Regions from separate parts of the Homo sapiens genome. Here region 1 is linked to region 2. A link is an interaction called in ENCODE POLR2A ChIA-PET data of the cell type or tissue named here. Cell type or tissue: IMR-90. All regions are shown on one strand.

Region 1 (8,000 bases), 600 kb before region 2:
AATTTAGAAGGGCTGAAATCATTCAAAATATGTTCTCTAACCACAAATGAATTTAATTAGAATAAACAACAGAAGGGAATTGGGAAAATCCACAATATTTGAAAGTTAACATAATGAGTCAAAGAAGTCACAAGGGAAATTAGAAAATAACTTGAGACTGGGCACAGTGCCACACCAGTCATCCCAGCACTTTGGGAGGGCAAGGTGGGAGATTGTTTTGAGCCCGGGAGTTTGAGTCCAGCCTGGGCAAAGTAGTAAGACCTCCAGCTGGGCGTGGTGGTATGCGCCTGTTGTCCCAACTACTCAGGAGGCTGAGGTGGAAGGATTGCTTGAGCCTGGGAGGTCGAGGGTGCAGTGACTGATTGCGCCACTGCACTCCAGCCTCAGTGACAGCAAAAAACTGTCTCAAAAAAAAAATTGGGACATATGGCTCAACTCAATCCCCTGATGATGGGATTTAGTTGAGCCTTACGTCTGCCTCTGTGTGTGTCTCCAGCCATCCCGACATGCATGCTGTGGGATCGTGGCTCTTCAGGAATCTGTGCTGCCTTTGTGAACAGATGGAAGCATCCTGCCAGCATGCTGACGTCGCCAGGGCCATGCTTTCTGGTGCGTTCATGACAAGATGCGGGTTCTTGGGTAAAACTCATTTTGATCTGTGATAATGCCTTCTGCTCTCAAGAGCTCTGCGAGGCAGAACAGCCTGTCTCTCCGTGGCCGTGGGAACCTGGCATGACAGACTCCCAGTCTCAGCCTGTTGTGGGGTTGCATTTTACTTGACTGATGTGGAAATACTAGTAAGTCGGCCTTGACATGAGTTTAAGTGTTTCCATTCACCTTTCCCATAGAGTGACCGCAGCTGCTTCCTTCTGTCGCCCAGGCTGGAGTACAGTGGCGCGATCTCAGCTCACTGCAACCTCCGCCTCCTGGGTTCAAGTGATTCTCTGCCTCAACCTCCTTAGTAGCTGGGACTGCAGGCACGTGGCACCATGCCCGGCTAATTTTTTTTTTGTATTTTTAGTAGAGACGGGGTTTCATTAGGTTGGCCAGGCTGCTCTTGAACTCCTGACCTCGTGATGCACCCCCCTCGGCCTCCCAAAGTGCTGGGATTATAGGCGTGAGCCACTATGCCTGGCCTTCCTGAGGAATGATATTATGAGAAAAACTTGGGACTGTAATGTCCCCCCACAAACTAAGAAGGTGCTGAGAGACCAGAGGATGGCTCAGACTAGGGACCAACCCAGTTTGAGGAGTAGTTGGGTTTGTCAGAAGATGGCTTGGACCAGAGTCCAGCTTGAGGAGTAGTTGGGCTTGTCAGAGGATGGCTCGGACCAGAGTCCAGCTTGAGGAGTAGTTGGGCTTGTCAGAGAATGGCTTGGACCAATCCAGCTTGAGGAGTAGTTGGGTTTGTCAGGACTTATATTCAGCGCACTCCTGGACGGCGGCAGGACAGCTCTAGAGAACCGCCCCACCACCTGTCTCTAAGGTGCATTGAAGCTCGTTTTCTGGCTCTTTGCCTGCTGTGTTTGAGTGATGAGACTCTTTTCCTTGGTGAGTTCTCAGATCCTCTCTGGGATATTTGGGTTCTGAGGAACACCTGCTGGGAGACCCATCCCACTACAAGTGACACCTACAAATAAAAATTAGATGAGAAACTGATCTGTACAGTAGCTTGTGGGTTTTTTCCTTTTTCCTAAAGCTTTTTGGTGGCATGAGCGACTTAGCATTCCTGAGCTACTATAACCTGGTACCAGATAGGTTAAATTTAAATCAAAGTTAGAAAATCTTGTGGATTTCAGTCCTCTTGGTCTTATTTTTTAAAAAGCTAAGAATGCCTTTCCTCCCCCATCACATTCCTCAGAATAGGATGCTTCTGGGTCCCTCTAGACCCTCTGGTATTGGAGATTGGCAGGCAAGACAATCCATAAGACCTCCCTTGGAAACCACTTTTATTTAAGAGAAAAAAATTGGGCTGGGTGGGGTGACTCATGCCAGTAATCCCAGCACTTTGGGAGGCCAAGGCAGGTGGATCATGAGGTCAGGAGTTCAAGACCAACCTGGCCAAGATGGTGAAACCCCATCTCTACTAAAAATACAAAAATTAGCTGGGTGTGGTGGCGGCGCCTATATTCCCAGCTACTGGTGAGGCTGAGGCAGAGAATTGCTTGAACCTGGGAGGCGGAGGTTGCAGTGAGCGAGATCATACCATTGCACTCAAGCCCAGGCGACAGAGCAAGCCTCCGTCTCACAAAAAAAAAAAAAAAGAAAAAAATCTGACTATAAACTTGTTCCCTTTCAAATAGAAGTGCAAGAGGAAAAAATCTGGTTCATCTAAGGGTCCTGATTGGGTTTGGTGAACGCTAGTGTAGCTGTGGTCAGGTGAGCAGTAACTTCTGCAGCGTTCCTCAGGTTAGGAGCAGCTCACAGGGGTCCTGGTGGGCCCAAGCCATATGCTCACCCGCCCCTCTGAAGTGGATGGTCTGTGCCATTCACAGTTGCTTGGAGACCATGATGTCCATAAATAACTTTGGTTTTATGGTTTTTCAGATTTTGTTCAAATGTTTGTTTTGAGGGGATTTCAGAAAAACTCAGATCTGAGAAGAACTGTGGAGCCTGAAAAAATGCCGCAGGTAGGAGGAAAAGTCAAGTGAAGAGTTTAGCGGAAGGAGCCGTCCTTATTCCAAGTGTTGAAATGTATTTACGTGTCTCTCTATTGAAACGTGCTGTTTGTACCTATTTACGGGGTACATGTGATACTTGTTTTGTGCATAGAGTGTAATGATCAAGTCAGGGTGTTTAGAGTCTCCGTCACCTCCAGTATGTATCATTTCTGTGTGTTGGCAACATTTCACATGTTGCAGTTACTTTGAAATATACAATCTGTTGTTAACTATAGCCGCCTCACTCTGCTGTGGAACATTAGAACTTACTTCTTCTGTCTAGCTGTATGTTTGTACCCATTAACCAACTCTCTTCGTTCCCCCACTGCATATACCCTTCTCATCTCTGGTATCTCTCGTTCTACTCTCTACCTCCACAAGAGCCACTTTTTAGCTCCCACATATTTGTGATAACATGCAATATTTGTCCTTCTGTGCCTGGCTTATTTCACTTAACATAATGGCCTTCAGTTGCATTCCTGTTGCTGTGAATGACAGGATTTCACTTTAAAAAAAAAGAATAGCTGGCCGGGCATGGTGGCTCATGCCTGTAATCCCAGCACTTTGGGAGGACGAGGCGGGCGGATCACAAGGTCAGGAGATCGAGACCATCCTGGCTAACATGGTAAAATCCCGTCTCTACTAAAAAAATAGAAAAAATTAGCCGGGCCTGGTGGCAGGCACCTGTGGACCCAGCCACTCAGGAGGCTGAGGCAGGAGAATGGCGTGAAACCTGGAGGCGGAGCTTGCAGTGAGCCCAGATCGTGTCACTGTATTCCAGCCTAGGCGACAGAGACTCCATCTCAGAAAAAGAAAAAAATAGCTGAGGTTGGGCTCAATGGCTCATGCCTATAATCCAGCACTTTGGGAGGCTGAGACTGGTGGATCCCCTGAGGTCAGGAGTTCAAGACCAGCCTGACCAACATGGTGAAACCCTGTCTCTAGTAAAAAAAAAAAAAAAATAGCCGGGCGTGGTGGCACATGCCTGTAGTCCCAGCTACAGGCGTGGAGGCAGGAGAATTGCTTGAACCCAGGAGGCGGAGGTTGCAGTGAGCCAAGATTGCGCCTTGCACTCTAGCCTGGGTGACAGAGCGAGACTCCGTTAAAGCTGACCAGTATTCCGTTGTGTGTATATACCACGTTTTCTGTATCCGGTCATCTCTTGTTGGGCACACAGGTTGATTTCATATCTTGGCTATTGTTAATAGTGCCACAATAAATGTAGGAGTACAGATGTCTCTTCAGCTGGCTGATTTCCTTTCCTTTGGCTGTAAGCCCAGTAATGGGATTGCTGGATCATATGGCAGTTCTGGTTTTTTTTTTGTTTTTTTGTGTTTTTTTGAGACGGTGTCTCTCTCTGTTGCTCAGGCTAGAGTGCAGTGGCGCGATTTCGGCTCACTGCAACCTCTGCCTCCCAGGTTCAACCGATTCTCCTGCCTCAGCCTCCCGAATAGCTGGGATTACAGGCATGCACCACCATGCCCAGCTAATTTTTGTATTTTTAGTAGAGGTGAGGTTTCACTCTGTTGGCTAGGATGGTCTCGATCTCTTGACCTCATGATCTGCCTGCCTTGGCCTCCTGAAGTGCTGGGATTACAGATGTGATCCACCATGCCTGGTGAAAGTGAGACCCTCTGGGCTGGTAGTTCTGTTTTTAGAACTACCCAACTATTTAGAAATCTCCATACTATTTTCCATAATGGCTGTATTAATTTACATTCTCACTGATAGCATATAAGAGTTCTGTTTGCATTCTCACCAGCATTTGTTATTTTTTGTTTTCTTGATAATGATAATTCTAACTGGAGTGAAATAATAGCTCATTGTGGCTTTGACTTGTATTTCCCTGATGATTAGTGACATTGGCTTTTTTTTTTTTTTTTTTGAGACAGAGTCTTGCTCTGTCGCCCGGGCTGGAGTGCAGTGGCGCGATCTCGGCTCACTGCAAGCTCCGCCTCCGGGGTTCACGCCATTCTCCTGCCTCAGCCTCCTGAATAGCTGGGACTACAGGCGCCCACCACCACTCCCGGCTAGTTTTTCTATTTTTAGTAGAGATGGGCTTTCACAGTGTTGGTCAGGCTGGTCTCGAACTTCTGATCTCATGACCCGCCCACCTTGGCCTCTCAAAGTGTTGGGATTATAGGCGTGGGCTACCGTGCCTGGCCTTTTTTTTTCTTTTTTCTTTTTTTTTTTTTTGAGATGGAGTCTTGCTCTGTCTCCCAGGCTGGAGTGCAGTGGTGCCATCTTGGTTCACTGCAAGCTCCGCCTACCGGGTTCAAGCTATTCTCCTGCCTCAGTCTCCCGAGTAGCTGGGACTATAGACACCCGCCACCGCACCTAGCTAATTTTTTTGTATTTTTAGTAGAGACAGGGTTTCACCTTGTTGGTCAGGCTGGTCTAGAACTCCTGACCTCAGGTGATCCACCCACCTCGACTTCCGAAAGTGCTGGGATTACAGGCGTGGGCCACAGTTCCCGGCCTGTTTCTGGGTTCTCTATCCTGTTCCGTTGGTCTGTGTGTATGTTTATATCAACCTCATGCTGTTTTCATTTCTGTAGCCTCGTAGTATATTTTGACCTCAGGCAGTGTGATTTCTATATTCTATAGCTTTGTTCTTTTTCCTCAGGATTGCTTTGCTTATCTGTGTTCTATTTTGGTTCCATGTGAATTTTAGAATCTTTTTTTCTATTTCTGGGAAGAACGTTATTGGTATTTTGATAGGGATTGCATTGAATCTGTAGATAGTTTTGGATACGTCCCAAATTTTTATTCCCTTTTGGAGGTTCCTGAGCCAGTGGCTCCCATTTTGCCTACACTGCAGTCTGTGGGCTTTGTTTGAGGAAGTCTGTTTTATTGTTACCATGAGTTGCTCTCTGAGTAGTGGTATGCTTTAAGCCCAGGAGATGTGAAGAAGGGAAATGGACAATGGTACCTTCTCACCGTCTTCTGGCTCCAGAGGCATCAAGGGTGAAAGTCCTTAGTTCCACAGCCCAGATTCAAGGCCTGAGCTTTCCTCTCTTCACTGAAGTACTTCAGCAAAACTCTGCGTGCAAAAGTGTCCTGCCCAGCCCTAGGCTCATGGCCTCAGGCCATGCTGAGAGCAGTCTTAGGGTAATTCCAGAAAGTTCAGCCTTTTCACTCTGTCTAGGTCCCTTCGGTACTGGAGTAATTTCTAGGTCTATGAGGGTTTTTAAAGTTGATCTCTTTGTAAAGTCCATTTCTTTTTCTTTTTTCCGAGACGGAGTCTGGCTCTTTCGCCCGGGCCGGACTGCAGTGGCACTATCTCAGCTCACTGGAAGCTCTGCCTCCCGGGTTCACGCCATTCTCCTGCCTCAGCCTCCCGAGTAGCTGAGACTACAGGGCGTCCGCCACTGCGCCCGGCTAATTTTTTGTATTTTTAGTAGAGACGGGGTTTCACCATGTTAGCCAGGATGGTCTCGATCTCCTGACCTCGTGATCCGCCCGCCTCGGCCTCCTGAAGTGCCGTTTCTTTACTTTAGAGTAACAAGTAATAATTCTCTTGTGTGATGCAGGTATCACACAAATTACAGAAGATTACCAAGATGGTAACTCACATTCTATTTTGACAGGTCACGGTTGATGTACTGCAGAGAATGCTGATTTGTAAGTTAATTGCACTGCAGCCCAGACTGTAAATGACTTAGTTTGCTTATTAGCAATTGTATCAGTTTTCTGCCTTTCCATTTGAGGTATTTCTCCTCTGTATGTTTCACTGTGCAGAGTCCTGGTACTGGAATGCCCTTGTTTTGGCATTTTCAGAGCTGTGAAGGGATACCTCATGAATCTGTGGGTCACAGGGAAGCATTTTCTTGTCTGTGTGTTTTGATTAAGGCCTACAGATTGTAGAAGTCTTGATGGATGTGGGCCCTCTGGGGGGTTGAAGTGGATCTGTTGTCTGAAAGCGCCTGGGGATTGTTTCTGGTGGGCTGCCGCCGTGTGCTGACATCTGTTTTCTGTTCCTGGCTCTGTCTTCAGTTGCACTTGACGCTTTGGCTGCTGGAGTACAGGAGGAGTCCTCCACTCACAAGATCGTGAGGTGCTGGTATGTTCCTGAGGGTGGCCTGCCTGAGTGTGCAGCAGGGAGGTGTCTGCCAAATTAAAGAGCCAAGATATTTTAAACACTTCCAGAGCTTCAGCAGCCCGCTCCTGAGCACACTTCCTCTGCCAGTTACGATAACGTGCGTGAGGAGGAGGCGACCATGGGAAAGCCCGGGGAACGCTCTGGTCAGCCTTTTCCTGTGAGGATGAGGTCGGAAGGTGCGCCCACTGCAGTATCCTGTTCCGCCTCTGGAAGTCCTGCACCAATGTTTGTCCCACTCACTGTGACCTCCTCCTGTGTGGAGTCTCCCCTTGCTCCTCCTTCCCTGGGTGTGATTCAGGCTCTAGAGCTGGCCCTGCCTCTCAGCCCCCCACATTTCTAGAACACACTGTAGCTGTGCCTCTACAGACTCCCGCTGCCTGGCCTCCACAGATCCTGCTCAGATTCACCAGTAGGCAAAGCTTGGCCCTATTAGCTTTTTCTCTCCATGGCTCTGTGGAGATGTGCGGAGACCCTTACAGGTCGGGAGGCGGAAGCTGAGGAGTGGGGGCTGGGTGGAAGGTGGACATCGGGGTTTGGTGGAAATGGGGCTCTGGGGTTTGCTTCCCTCTAGTGTGGGCAGGGGACCTTGAAGTGAAGTCTTGAGAAACCAGTAGAATTTGCCACTGTTTCCAGGCCTTGTCAACCTTTTCATTCTTTATTTTGCTCCTCATTTCCCATCCCTCACAGTAACTGTTTAACTGCTCAATTAAATGTGTTGTACCGTTCGGTACTTTTACTGAAACAGTGAATAAAGCACTGTGTGATTTCCTGAATGTTTACATGTGCATCAGTTAGCTTGGGCTGCTGTAACAAAGTGCCAGAGACTGCGGTGTGGACGGCAGATGTGTTCTCACAGCAGTGGAGGCTGGAAGTTGGAGGTCAGGGTGCCCCTAGGGTTGGGTTCTGGTGAGGACCCTCTTCCTGGCTTGCAGGAGACCTACTTTTTCTGTGTCTTCATGAGGTAGAGAGGGGAGAGCAAGCCCTCTGGTGTCTTCTCCGGGCAGTCATCTCATCATCACCTCAGCCTTATCAACACCCCACCTTGAGAGGCTGGGCTTCAACAGAGGAACTTTGTGGGGATACAGTTTAGTCTGTGGCAAGGGCTTTTTTTTATAATCTGTGTGATAAGATTACTCACACTGATGTCCTGAGAGTCAGGTAACAACCACTGACCTGCCGATTTTTATATTTTGTAATTAGTTGCCAATTATTTATTTATTTATTTATTTTTGAGACAG
Region 2 (8,000 bases):
CACCGGGGACGAACCTTGAAGACGCGATTCTAAGCGAAAGACGCCGGAACACAAAAGGCCACAGCACGTAGGGCTCCATTGAACGGAGGTCAGAACAGGCTGGTCCGCGGAGCAGGGCGGGGGCTGCAGGGCCCTGGAGGGGCGCGGAGAGCGGCCGCCGACGGGCGGGCTCTGCTCGGGTAGAAGCTGTTCCGGAGCCCGAGAAGGTGCTGGTCCCGCAACACTGTTGGGGGGGCCCCGCTGAGCTGAGCCTTGCGACCCGGTTTATGTGACGTGAGTTCCACCTCAATCTAAGTGTGAGGAAGCGAACAGCGTTCTGAAACGCAGAAACGTGCCCATTCGAATTGTTAACGCGAGCGCAGAGCCCACTGACAAAGCAAAATAAGACAAACCGGGAGTCAGAAAACTCAGCGACCCACAGGATCCACCGTGATGTTTCCCACAAATGTTACCGCGAAAACAGTCGGACTTGAAAATAAACGCGACCTACCTGGTTCTCGGAAGGGGAGAAGGATCCGGGCGAAAGGCGTCAGTTCTCCCTCGCTCGCCCCGTAGACGCAGCGCAGGCCCCGAGCTCCCGAGCGGCGGTTTCAGAACCCGCGGGTCACCCGGGAGCTCCTCCCGCAGTACCAGCCGAAAGCTCCCAGCGCCGAGGAGGGCGGGCGGCTGCCCTCCCCGACCTCGCCCCGCCCGCGCGGACGCCCCCGGCCCCACGCGGGGACCACCCCGGGACGCCGGCCGGAGCCCGCGCGCCCCCGGGCAACCTGAGTGCACCTGCGCCGCGAGGGCACCTGAGCGCTCCCGGCCACGCCCCTGCCACGCCCCCGGCCCCCACGTGCCGCCCTCACGGGGCCCCGCCCCCTCGCGGTTCGGCCGCAAGCCCCGCCTCTCAACCTTCCCGCCCCTCAACCTCCCCGCCCTATGCCCCAGATCGGGCCCCGCCCCTTTACGCCTTAGGCCCCGCCCTCACACCGCCCGCCCCCACACCCCGCCTCCACTGGACTCAGGCTCCGCCCCTTAATGCCTCGCCCCAAAGCCCCGCCCCAGGAGCCCGCCCTGGTCCAGGCCCCGCCCCGTCCCGAGCGCAGCCTGCGACCGATGGAGCAGGAGGCGCGGGTGCTGAGAGCTGCGGGCGGCTTTGGCCGGGCCCGGCGCCTGCTGGCCTCCGCCTCGTGGGTACCCTGCATAGTGCTGGGGCTGGTGCTGAGCTCCGAGGAGCTGCTTACCGCGCAGCCCGCGCCCCACTGCCGACCGGACCCCACGCTGTTGCCCCCAGCGCTGCGCGCCCTGCGCGGACCCGCGCTGCTGGACGCCGCCATCCCGCGCCTGGGGCCCACGCGAGCCGCGAGCCCCTGCCTGCTCCTGCGCTACCCCGATCCCGCGCCCTGCACCCGCCCCGGGCCCGCGCCCCGCGCCCGCACGCAACGGCACCCGGCCCTGCACACGCGGCTGGCTCTACGCGCTGCCCGGCGCCGGCCTCCTGCAAAGCCCGGTCACCCAGGTGCGCCCCCGTCCCTGCTGCCCCGCAGCCCTCCCCGCCCCCAGCCCGCCGAGGCCCTGGGTGTCCTTTCTCCATCCTACCTGGCGCCTCTGACCCGGGCCCCCCGGCCGTCCTCCTGGGCTTCCTGCTCCGGGGCGGCCGCCGGCCCGACGGTGCCGCAGACGGGCGCGCACGGGCCGGACCCGCGGAGAGGGGCCGGGCGGGGGCTGAATCTGGGCCTGGGAGCTGCCAGGCGCGGGGCGGCCTGGGGCGCTGGAGGATTGGAGCCGAAGGCGCCGGTGGGGGAGCAGGGCCTGGAATTTGCTTCAGGACCACCAGCGTCTTCAGCAGACCGTGGCTTTGGGCTGGCTTTCCAAGGCAGAGTCTCTGCTTGGAGGGACTGACGTGGTCAGCACAGACTGGGGAAGGTGGGCTTCCCATCAGTGAGGTGCGCAGAGGCTGGGCTAGAGACTGCATTGCCTGAAGGGAAACCTTGACGATCTGCGTGAGAAGAGATGGGGAGGCGGGCGGCAGGGACCTCCAGGCCCCTTTCATGCCTTTCCGCGCTGGGGCTGAGACCTGCACACCCCTGAGGCAGCCTTTACCCCGAGGCCCCCATCCCCCATCCTGGGAGGACTGGCCCCAGTGTGGAAACTGGAACGGGGTTGCCACATCTTCACAAGGGCTGCCTGGGGCCCTGGAACCCGCCGGGCTTCTCTCTCCACCCTGCTCCCTCCCACCTCCCACCTGCCCTCCTCCTGTTTGGTGCCTGGATCCAGGAATGCCCCATCAGCTTTCCCAAAACGTCAGGTTTGAAAGTAAAATCTCGGGCATAGCACGGCCCCCAGCAGTAGATTAAGCTTGCCAAGAAGACCCAGGAACCGGAAGGGGTGGGGGGAGGCGCAGAGCTGAGGTCAAGGGTCAAGGGCCTCACCGGGAAATGCCGCTGAGCACAGCTCTCCAGCCGCTGCCCGAGTCCCTCTTGAAATGGGCAGGGCAGGGAGGGCGTGGGTACCAGCGCAGGTGCTGGGGTTCATTTCTTAGGCCTGTGTCATGGCTATGACCCTTGGCCGGCTGGGGTGGGGGCTGTGTCTATGACGCCACCAAGGCCCTGGGTGTCCCCGGGGTCCCTCGGAATAGGAGGTGGAAACGGGTCGGACAAGAGCTGGCCGTGGGGGAAGAGCAATGGTGTGCGGAGGTGGGGGAGGCCCTATCTAGGGACAAGCAGAAAACTTAGGGTGGGCAGATCCCCCCGACCCCTGTGCAGGGGCTGCCGGAGACCAGAGAGGCTGCTGTGTGACCTGGACCAAGCCCCTTGCCCTCTCATGCCTCAGTTTCCCCTTCTCTCCACGGAGGGATTGAGCAGGACATGGAGGGCCCCTTCCAGTAGCCATTCTGGGACTCCCTGCACCTGTCCCCAGGGGAGGGTCCTGAGCTGGCCTCCACGTGGCTGCTGTTCCCCATAGTGGAACCTTGTGTGTGGAGACGGCTGGAAGGTCCCGCTGGAGCAGGTGAGCCACCTCCTGGGCTGGCTGCTGGGCTGTGTCATCCTGGGAGCAGGCTGTGACCGGTGAGGCCCCTTCCCTTTTCCTGCTGCCCAGCAGCCCTCCCCTCCGCCCACTCTCAGGGTTCAGCTAGACCTGGTGCTGCCAGGATGAAGGTTGGACCCTGGGTTATCCTGACCCTGTCCAAGCATGTCCCCCGCTGCCCACCAGGTTTGGACGCCGGGCAGTTTTTGTGGCCTCCCTGGTGCTGACCACAGGCCTGGGGGCCAGTGAGGCCCTGGCTGCCAGCTTCCCTACCCTGCTGGTCCTGCGCCTACTCCACGGGGGCACATTGGCAGGGGCCCTCCTCGCCCTGTATCTGGCTCGTGAGTACCCTGGGGGCTGCTGTCACTGGGGGAGGGGCAGTGGGTGGCCCGCAGGCCTCTGAGGCTCCCTTGCCGAGGGCCCCGAGCTGCAGGGACAGTGAGCAGTGAGTCCCTTGGGCATCCCGCTCCTGGGCAGGTCACCAATAGGTCCCCGCAGTTCCCAATGGAACTGTTCCAGTCCTCCCCGAGGCCTCCACTTCAACCTGTCTGTGTCTGCCCAGGCCTGGAGTTGTGTGACCCTCCCCACCGCCTGGCCTTCTCCATGGGGGCTGGCCTTTTCTCGGTGGTGGGCACCCTGCTGCTGCCCGGCCTGGCTGCGCTTGTGCAGGACTGGCGTCTTCTGCAGGGGCTGGGTGCCCTGATGAGTGGACTCTTGCTGCTCTTTTGGGGGTAAGTGTGGTGGGAGCTGGGCCAGCAGCCCTCATCGGGGCTGACTATGTAGCTTCCCTCTGCACCGACGTATCCCATGCCAGGTAAACGCATGGGTTACAGGGTCACAGAGAACTACAGTGATGTCCTGCCCCTGAGCCTGGGGGTGGGGTGGGGGCCCTGGCCTTTGCCTCTCCTTCCAGGAGGAGGTGGAGGGAGCCGTGGGCATCCTCACCAACGCTGCAGGTTCCCGGCCCTGTTCCCCGAGTCTCCCTGCTGGCTGCTGGCCACAGGTCAGGTAGCTCGAGCCAGGAAGATCCTGTGGCGCTTTGCAGAAGCCAGTGGCGTGGGCCCCGGGGACAGTTCCTTGGAGGAGAACTCCCTGGCTACAGGTCAGGCGCCTACCAGGGAGGAGGGAGATTCAGGTACTGGAGGAGGGCTTCGGAGAGGCACAGCTCCTCACCCCCCTCCCCTCACATCTCTGCGGCTACAGAGCTGACCATGCTGTCTGCACGGAGCCCCCAGCCCCGGTACCACTCCCCACTGGGGCTTCTGCGTACCCGAGTCACCTGGAGAAACGGGCTTATCTTGGGCTTCAGCTCGTGAGTCGAGGAAGGGCTGGGGTCCTGCACCATCCCCCGGGGTGGGCATATGGTCCCCAGAGTCCCCGGCTCTGGCTGGGCCCATAGATTTGCTCTCTCTCCCAGGCTGGTTGGTGGAGGCATCAGAGCTAGCTTCCGCCGCAGCCTGGCACCTCAGGTGCCGACCTTCTACCTGCCCTACTTCCTGGAGGCCGGCCTGGAGGCGGCAGCCTTGGTCTTCCTGCTCCTGACGGCAGATTGCTGTGGACGCCGCCCCGTGCTGCTGCTGGGCACCATGGTCACAGGCCTGGCATCCCTGCTGCTCCTCGCTGGGGCCCAGTGTGAGCTTGGGGCCCCGCAGGCCATACAGGAGCCATTGTGTTTGGGCCGACGGTCTGCCACACCAGGGGGCCATAGTGCCGACAGGGGAGCAGCCTGGGGTGGCAGCCCAAGGCCAGCTGCTGTTTGTTTTCCTCTGATCCTTGTGGAAGGCCCAAAAGGATCTTTTGTGACTGGCCTAAAGTAAGGAAACTGTCTGAGCCTAAAACACCTGCCCCAGCCACAGAGTGCAGCACAGGCATGAGAGGTCAAGAGGCCGGGCTGGGTAAAAGCTCTGCCCAGAGTTCCAGGTGGCCGAGGCCGGCCATGGACTGGTGTGGGAGGGCCCATATACTCAGGGCCAGCCACATGGTGTGTGGAGCTAGGTGCAAAATGAAATGCAGGCCTTGCTTCCAACGTATTCGAGATTTTAGGACGGTTCTCGAAATTGCAAAGACAGTGGACAGCACAGCAGTAGCTGAGCGTGGGCCCGAGTGGAGGTGGTCGGTGTGGCTGCGGCTCGGGGTCAGGATTCTAACATCCTTAGAATCCAAGCCAGGCTGGAATCAGGCTGCAGAGGACAGGTTCCCCCTCCAGGTTTCTCAGGGGGGCTGGAAAAGGAGGCTTGGAAAGTGGGTCCCCAGACAGTGGTGTGGTTCTCTGGGGAAGGGCCCTGAGTGGCCAGGGTGGAAGGCCTGGGGAGAGAGCCTGGGAACCCCTGTTCTTTGTCCCCAGATCTGCCAGGCTGGACTGTGCTGTTCCTCTCTGTCCTGGGGCTCCTGGCCTCCCGGGCTGTGTCCGCACTCAGCAGCCTCTTCGCGGCCGAGGTCTTCCCCACGGTGATCAGGTGAGCTTCAGGGTTGCCCGGCCACACAGCAGGGTCCAGGGCCTCTCATGGGGAGGAGGGGCCAGGTGGACAGGAGGCCCTGTCCCCATACCCCACCCAGGTTCCTGCCTGTGATTCCTCCATCCAGTAAGGACTCGGGGTAAAGCACTGCCCTGCTCCTGGATGGTGGGGGCCACTGCTCACAGAAGGCTCTGGGCAGACGGCTCAGGAACTGGGAAGGGGAGGGAAGGCCACGCAGGCCTGAAGCCAGGAGTGCGGGGTGGGGGCAGAGATGAGGAGGCCTCCAGAAATGGCAGAATTCTCGGGGAAAGCATCACTTTTCGATCTTCTTCTTCTTCTTTTTTTTTTTTTTTGAGATGGAGTCTCGCTCTGTCACCAGGCTGGAGTGCAGTGGTGTGATCTCAGCTCACTGCAGCCTCCAACTCTCTGGTTCAAGCGATTCTCCTGCCTCAGCCTCCTGAGTAGCTGGGATTACAGGCACCCACCACCACGCACAACTAATTTTTGTATTTTTAGTAAAGACAGGGTTTCACCATGATAGCCAGGATGGTCTCGATCTCCTGACCTCATGATCCGCCTGCCTTGGCCTCCCAAAGTGCTGGGATTACAGGCATGAGCCACTGTGCCCGGCCACTTTCCAGTCTTGAACAGAGCAAAAAGTGCTCCAGGAGAGGAAGGAGGTTTTTCCAAAACAATTTTTCAAATTATCCTCAGCCAGCAAACCTTAGGCTGTGCGGAGGCCGGGCCTTCCCCCTGCTCACTCTGGAGTCACATGTGTGTCCCCCAATCTGTTGCCCCACCAGCTGCCCCCAACGCACTCTCTCCCACAGAGGGGCCGGCCTGGGCCTGGTGCTGGGGGCCGGGTTCCTGGGCCAGGAGGCTGGCTGCCCCCAACACACTCTGTCCCACAGGGGGGCCGGGCTGGGCCTGGTGCTGGGGGCCGGGTTCCTGGGCCAGGAGGCTGGCTGCCCCCAACACACTCTGTCCCACAGGGGGGCCGGGCTGGGCCTGGTGCTGGGGGCCGGGTTCCTGGGCCAGGCAGCCGGCCCCCTGGACACCCTGCACGGCCGGCAGGGCTTCTTCCTGCAACAAGTCGTCTTCGCCTCCCTTGCTGTCCTTGCCCTGCTGTGTGTCCTGCTGCTGCCTGAGAGCCGAAGCCGGGGGCTGCCCCAGTCACTGCAGGACGCCGACCGCCTGCGCCGCTCCCCACTCCTGCGGGGCCGCCCCCGCCAGGACCACCTGCCTCTGCTGCCGCCCTCCAACTCCTACTGGGCCGGCCACACCCCCGAGCAGCACTAGTCCTGCCTGGTGGCCCTGGGAGCCAGGATGGGACCAAAGTCAAGGCCTGGGGCATGGCTGAGTACCCCAGACGTCTGGTCCAGGGCAGACACATTCCTCTCAGAAGCCCGTGTCTCAGTGCAGGTGGAGCCGTGGGGACAGCGTGAAGGTGTCTCCAGCCAGGCCCCAGGCACTGGGAGGCCCTGGGTCTCCCCCCAGCCACACCCAGTAGGTGTGGAGGATAAAGGCTTCTGTGGAACTTGGCGTCCTCCCTGGTTCTTCCCTCAGGCCACACCTGGGGCCTGGAAGGGTCTCACCTGTGCCTGCTCCCCACCTCTGGGCTCACCAGCAAGGAGCCAGGGTGTCAGCGGCTGCTCCATAGCCCCTGTCCAGGTAGTGGCAGCCCCCGGCCGCCTCCTGCCCCAGCCAAGCAGGGTGGTATGGGGGCCTGGCCCTCAGGTCCCTGCCAGGCCAGGCCTCACTGGCCCCATCCCCCTCATGGTCAGTGTGGCAGTGGGCGCCCGTCCTGCATGAAAGAGACTAGCACGTTTTTCATTCAGATTTACCCAGGAGGTTGCTGTCTTTCATACAAAGATGAGGTTCACTGGTAGGAGGCAAAGGTGGGACTAGGGAGGTGACCCGCATGGGGCCGATGGAGAGAAACTCTTCCCACCCCGGCAGGAAGGGGCCTCTTCCTGGCCGCCCCATCCACACTCAGGTTCTGCCCCCAGACTTGGGCCCTCGCCTACAGGAAGGAGGCTGCCCCAGGCCCAGGGGGGTCGGGCCCGGTGACCTCAGGCTGCCTCTGCAGGGGCCATCACTGCCACGAGGCCGGGGAGTGGCATGTCCAGTTGCGCCCCAGGGTCAGGCTGTCCGGCCTCTGTGTCTGGGTAGCAGTGCCCCAGGAGAAAGACCCTCCCTGGCCTGGTGGTCCCATCTGGCCCCGTACTCCAACCCGCACGGGTGCCCATACATGTCTGCCAGCCGGGCGAAGCGGGGCCCCCAGTCTCTGAGGTAGTCGTAGTCCTGGTCCTCATCGCCCTGGCTGGACAGGATGGAGCTCAGCGTCCCCGCCACCGAGCCGTCACCCTCGTAGTCATAGATGAGGGCTGTGTCGTAAGGCGGCACACTGGGGTCACTATCTGCAGCCTCCAAGCCCTATAAAGAGGCCCGGAGAGCTCAAGACACATGGAGGGGCCAGCGGGTGCCCCACCGCCGTGGCCACAGCCCAGGGCAAAGTCAGCTCAAGGCACGGGC

Evidence for each region. Peaks named below come from ENCODE experiments on the same cell type or tissue, not always from the same donor. Only the 100,000 strongest peaks of a DNase experiment are listed, where the experiment ranks them.
Region 1: POLR2A ChIA-PET joins it to region 2 with 11 read pairs; 2 of 35 experiments call an interaction of 5 or more read pairs at or near these places.

Annotation. Positions count from the first base shown.
Region 1 is chr16:89,797,889-89,805,888 of GRCh38, reverse strand. It overlaps FANCA (FA complementation group A), which reads left to right. Exons shown (of 43, transcript NM_000135.4): 7 at 497-609; 8 at 2,548-2,630; 9 at 6,251-6,284; 10 at 6,657-6,723. Among named protein-coding and RNA genes, the nearest start is that of FANCA, 15 kb to the left of the region's middle. In IMR-90, no CTCF peak of the experiment used is centred here; DNase peaks (open chromatin) are centred at 118, 558 and 3,918; H3K27ac peaks cover 843 bases.
Region 2 is chr16:89,194,763-89,202,762 of GRCh38, reverse strand. It overlaps CDH15 (cadherin 15), which reads right to left. Exons shown (of 14, transcript NM_004933.3): 14 at 7,271-7,901. The coding sequence ends at 7,608. It overlaps SLC22A31 (solute carrier family 22 member 31), which reads left to right and starts at 2,226. Exons shown (of 9, transcript NM_001384763.1): 1 at 2,226-2,285; 2 at 2,947-3,050; 3 at 3,196-3,350; 4 at 3,572-3,740; 5 at 3,966-4,111; 6 at 4,213-4,321; 7 at 4,427-4,641; 8 at 5,354-5,465; 9 at 6,458-7,002. The coding sequence starts at 2,262. The coding sequence ends at 6,764. RefSeq lists a silencer at 1,070-1,159 and enhancers at 1,452-2,074, 3,323-3,946. In IMR-90, no CTCF peak of the experiment used is centred here; a DNase peak (open chromatin) is centred at 982; H3K4me3 peaks cover 1,137 bases; H3K27me3 peaks cover 2,892 bases.